2 separate regions of the Mus musculus genome follow, and region 2 is linked to region 1. A link is a contact called in ENCODE POLR2A ChIA-PET data. All regions are on one chromosome and are shown on one strand. Each heading gives the region's core, a stretch centred on a gene start or an enhancer-like site at or near the end of the contact. The rest is flanking DNA. Distances are from core to core; before and after follow the strand shown. Region 1 holds the start of Zfp770 (zinc finger protein 770). Region 2 holds the start of Arhgap11a (Rho GTPase activating protein 11A).

Region 1 (2,700 bases), core at 119-2,618:
CCTATTCTGATACCCACACTAGTAAGACTGGGGATAGCAGGCTCTCCTGCACATGATAGGACAGCTCTAGTCCCGGGATGCCAGCATTGTAAAAATACCTGAGAGTACAAGTTGATAAAGACTTAGCCCAGCTTCACTCAGCCACCTTCTTCCTACAAATTCAAGAAGACTCCTTAGCTGAAGTAGTCCTACAGAGTCAAAGGGCTCTAAATTTATTGTTCTTAAAAGAAGGGGGCTTATGTATGGCCCTTGGAGAGCAAGGTTGTTTATAAGTTAATCACTCTGGGGTAATCAGGGACACTCTGGTAAAAATTAGAAGTAACATCCTTGATAGGGAACAACAGAGAAAGAAAGAAAACAGAGCTGGTATGAATCCCTTTTGAATTGGTCCCCTGGGTTAACTTCACTCATCACAGCCTTGGTTGAGCACCCCCCCCCAGCCCCCGATGCTTATATTTTCTAATGATAAACTTTGAGTCCTGCATCATTAATGCCTTGATTTCCTTTATCAAGAACAGAATTTCCCCTGTTCAGTTGTTGGCCTCTAGACCTAGTCTATCAGCTTAAAGGTCAGTCAGCTCTGCTTTGTCTAGATAGCCTATATGTTGCAAATGTTGTAAATGCTGCAAATGCACCTATTCCATAGAAAAACTGGTTCTGATGCTTGCTCCCATCACAGATTTGTATTTGGAGTGTGCATTCAATAAATCATCCATTCCTTACTGAGATTGGTGTCTGAGTCGTTTGTGTGGCTATTCCTGGACCCTAATAAGGGTTCTATCATTTCACAAAGCTTTTGTATTTGGTATAATGTCGAGTATTTTACATGCATGTTGTCCAAAGACATCTTACATAAATCATCAAAGAAGACCCAAAATGCTGGGCAAAGAGTTTTCTATATTGTAAATGTCCAAAATACATAGAACTAGTGAAATCAGCAAGACCAGCCCCTGGCAGGACAATGGATAGGGCCCCTGAGAGAAGCTGATTCTGTATGCCTTCACCTCTTGGTCGTATTTACAGAAATATGAAATGCTGAGAACAGTCGTGATCTAGAATGTACCTAATACTGAGAGTTTTACCAACAGCCCTGAGCTTACAAAAAATTATGAATGGGCTTTGAACTCTAATCATGGATTCCAATAAGAGCTGGCGTTTTACAGTCCTTTCTGGGACTTCCACAATGAAGGGTCGGTAACAGTAGGGCAGAAAGTGCATGCATCCATTTAGAGTCTTCCTTTTTCTCTCCTTGGAAATTGCAGCACTGGGTGGATAAAAAGCAAGCAAGGGCCCAAAGATCGTGAGAGGATGTTTCCGGACGGACCACATTCAGAGCGCGCCTGAACGCCGCGCTTGCGCACTCAGCCAGTCGCCGCGCTGACCCTGCGGACGTGAGCTTGCCTGCCGTCTTGGCGAAACCCAGGCTCTGAGATGCGTCCCTGCCCGGCGTTTGCCAGCTCCGGGTGAGTGTGGAGGACCCCAGAAGCCTGCGTGCGAGATGGAACGAATCCCGGGGAGGGTCAGGCCTGCCCAAGTCCCGCCGAGGTTCCTGGGGATCCGAACAGGGTGCCACGACCTCGGCTCCTTGCATGTGCTTCGTCAGAGCGGTAAACTCAAAAGAGCTGAGCCCCGCGCCCCATCTCCTGGGGTCGAATCACTTATTTCCCATCTTTCACTCAGCTCTTCCCCTGCACCCCATCTTCTGGCTGCAGTCAGTGGAGCTTTCACCCTTGCCCTTCTTTTCTAGGCATGGGATATCACAGTCCCTGAACTCGGCTTGACCCCTGCAGACTCCTTACTTGCACAGCAGATGAGGCCAAACACATAGCTTCCGTCTAGGGAAAGGTGATGCATGGATGGTTCAAGGCCAAGAGAGTGGGCCATGGAGAGAAAAAGAAAAAAAAAAAAAAAAGAAAGAAAGAGGCGAAGACTGTTGTAAATGTTACCATAGATAATTCTCCAGTTGGAACTCTTAAGTTTCTCTACGGTGTTTTATTTCTTTCTTGTAATTTATTTTGTATTTTGTGATTTTCTTTTAAAGAGGTATTTGCAAAGACAGTGCTACTTTCAACCTTGAAACAACATTGGATTTTATCGATGTCAGTTTTTATAGTTACTTGGCTTAACGTTGTGTGAGCTCCTATCATGTTATAATGTCTGGATAGTCATTGAGGCACATCCATTGGTTTGTCATGTTTCACTTTAACGTGAAAATTAGCTTTTGTGTATTTTTTAAAAAGTTTAAAAAGCCAATGGGGGAAAAAAGATCAGGTGAATGGGATTTAAACCTCTAAGTCCACAGGGGGGATTGTGCTTGGAGTGTGGAAATCCCTGACCTTTTACTTATAAATAGGAAGTGAGATCACCACTTGCCACAAATGATTCTGACAAGGTAGGGTTCGCAGTAAGTGCGTATCCAATCCTAATACTAGTGATAGCTACTTGACCGCAGACCCTTTTGAGTACAGGAGCTAGAGGTAGCCAGTGCCTGTTGTTTATAATCATATAGTTGCCTTGTGTTGTTTTAGTGCGAGACTTTTTGTTTTTTTGAGAGAGGGTGGTAGTCTGTAGAATCAGTAAGTGGAAGGAGAAGTATACAAAAAGATTGGAGAAGTTCTTGAGTTCCCCACACTCAAACCCTATAGTTTGACCTTAGGCAGTTACAAGGTTTTGCCCACCAACTTCCTGGGGAGAAGCTGC
Region 2 (2,700 bases), core at 132-2,631, 350 kb after region 1:
AACAGGACAGGAACCTGAAAGCAATAACTGATGCAGAGGCCATGGAGGAGTGCTACTTCCTGATTTACTCATTATAGCCTTCTCAAACTGATTTCTTACAAAACCGAAAACCACTTGCCCATGGATGGCACCACTCACAATGGGATGGGTCTTCCCCATCAATTACTTAGTAAGAAAATACCCTACAGCTGGAACGTGTGGCATTTTCCTCACTTGAGGTTCCCTCCCTTCAGATAATTTTAGCTTGTGTCAAGGTGACATAAAAACTATCCAGTGCATACATACATGGATGTAAATAGAAAGCACTATTTAATATTCAAAAGCTAACCTAAGCACCTTAAAAGGAATTCTTAGCCATCGAAGAACCAGAACAACGTGGCCTAGAGAAGGATATACACAACATAAGTTATTTTTATAGTTATGACTGAATGCATACACATTCTCTCTCTCTCTCTCTCTCTCTCTCTCTCTCTCTCTCTCTCATGTGTGTGTGTGTGTGAGAGAGAGAGAGAAAGAGAGAGAGAGAGAGAGAGAGAGAGAGAGAGAGAGAGAGAGAGAGAGAGAGAGTAGGATTACTGGTGTTTGGAAAAGGAAAGGCAGCTCTGGGAAACAAGAGGAGAAGGTGATGTCATGCATTTAAATCAGACAGCTGAGGTTTCAGTAATGGCAATGGCAAACAGGACTTCTGGTCCTTTAACCAAGTCCCACAGAGGTAAACTATTGCTGCAGCTGCCTCCTACAGCTCCGTATTCCTCCACTACTCTCTCGTGACAAGTCATCTTTGTTGTGCTTAATTACCTTAATTACCTTATGTAAGAAAATTTAATAATACCACCAGTCTCCCAAAGAAGGACCAATGGCTCACAGTTCCAATTCCCTTCTAAGACCTTGGGTCCGGGTCTCAAAAACAAAACAAAACAAACAACAACAACAACAACAACAAACGGCGTTTGTGATTCATAACTAAACTTGACTCCTCCCGCCTTCCGTAGAATCGGTTTTCCCTATGACGGGACCTTTAGCTTTAGTGGAGAAATGAAAGGGCGGAAGTGGGGGGAGGTTATGAGCTGTCTATTCGGATCTCCGAAGTATATTGTCCGAAGAGCAAAGCAAACATATTTGAACACGTTTTTGACATTTTTCTTCCAAAGAAATAGGCAAAGAGAAAGAGGAACTCACTCTCTTCACATTTCTTAACCCTGATCTCAACGCTCGCTGTGCTTTCGGCTTTGCCGGAACCTTTTAGACAGGCAGCTCCTGGCCACCCCAAAGGGTCCTCATTTTGAAAACAGGAGCGGGCCAATCGGATGCGGAGCGCTGTTTGGCGCTGGCATTTGAGCCACTGCTCAGGTGCGGTCGCGTCGGGTCTGATGTGTGCCGAGAAGGTGGGGCGCTGGCGGAGCCGAGTCACTAAGCTTTAGCGGGCCGGGGCCACAGGCAAGGCTGATGGGCTAGGGGAAAGGCTGCGTGTGAGACGGGGTGACGGCGGGGACCAGCCCGGGCAGGGACCGGGACTGGGGATCCCTGAGCAGCCGGCTGGCCCGGCTGGAGGGAGTAGCTTAAGGTTGCATTTCCATCTCAAGAAATCAGAGCGGGGAAGGCCACCCTGCGGGGAAGAGGATAAGTGGAAGTGTCCGGAAGCGAGAAACTAGCTGCAGGCGTTAGTCTGGGGAAACGGAAGAGTCAGAAAAAAGGGAAGTTTGTGGAAGTAACTGACAGGGCTGAGCGACCCGGAAAGAAGGCTGGTGGAAGTGAAACAAGAGTGAAGAGAGGCGCGAGAGAAGAAGGTCTGTGTAAGTGGATCGAGGGAAAGTGGAGGAAGAGTGCCAGAGGTGGCTGGAAGGCAGCGGAGCAGAGCGAGCCTGAGGGCGTTTGGCAAGTGGAAGAGTTGGTTGGTGGCAAAGAAAGTCAGGACCCGGAGTCGGCCTCGGAGAGTAGGCGACGTGTTCGGGATGTGGGATCAGAGACTGGTCAGATTGGCCCTGCTGCAGCAGCTTCGAGCTGTCTATGGCATTAAGGTCAAGGGTGGCCGCGGTCAGTGCGATCGCAGGAGACATGAAACTGCAGCTACGGAAATAAAGGTAAGTTACAACGTGTTGGGACAAGGGCATACCCATTTTATTCTGGATAAGAAAGACACGTGGTTAGAATGCAGTCTCGGTGGTGATGATCAGACGTGCCTCCCTATGTTGCCGTGGGTTTTTGTTTTGTTTTACAGTGCTAGGAATAGGATACCAGGCTCCCTACTTAAATACTGTGCCACCGATCTGGTAATCTGTCGTGTTTTAAACAAGCAGTATGTGGGGGAGGGGAACACACTATCCTGTCAGGCTGGGGTGGGCAGTCAGAACATTTCAAACGAATCATTAGGGAGACAGTCAGGCCAAGTTTAGAAATAGGCTTCATAGGATCCTTCTGTATCCAGCAATTTACGAAGAGGCCTGCTGCCCGACATTTTCGCAGTTTCTGATCTCTTTAGCAGAGTAGACATTACCCACCCAACATCAACATTTGTCCTTGACAAAACAAAGCTGTTTTTTTAACAAGCAAATTGAGAAACCAGAGTTGGTTGAAGTTTTTTGTTTTGTGTTGTTTTAATCACTCACTTTTGCTAAAGTCTCAGGATCCTCACCTCCACCCCCTGCTCCCCAGTTACTTTTGTGTGTGTGCACTGTTGGACCCATGCCATGCTATGCCATG

What was found. ChIA-PET counts read pairs that join two places held with the same protein, here RNA polymerase II (POLR2A).
Region 2: POLR2A ChIA-PET joins it to region 1 with 13 read pairs in Patski. The contact joins the promoter of Arhgap11a here to the promoter of Zfp770 in region 1. POLR2A ChIA-PET finds 5 or more read pairs at or near these places in 3 of 5 experiments (Patski and embryonic stem cell).

What each region holds. Positions count from the first base shown.
Region 1 is chr2:114,200,100-114,202,799 of GRCm38, reverse strand. It overlaps Zfp770 (zinc finger protein 770), which reads left to right and starts at 1,368. Exons shown (of 2, transcript NM_175466.4): 1 at 1,368-1,463.
Region 2 is chr2:113,847,342-113,850,041 of GRCm38, reverse strand. Arhgap11a (Rho GTPase activating protein 11A) reads left to right here and starts at 1,381. Exons shown (of 12, transcript NM_181416.3): 1 at 1,381-2,081. The coding sequence starts at 1,953.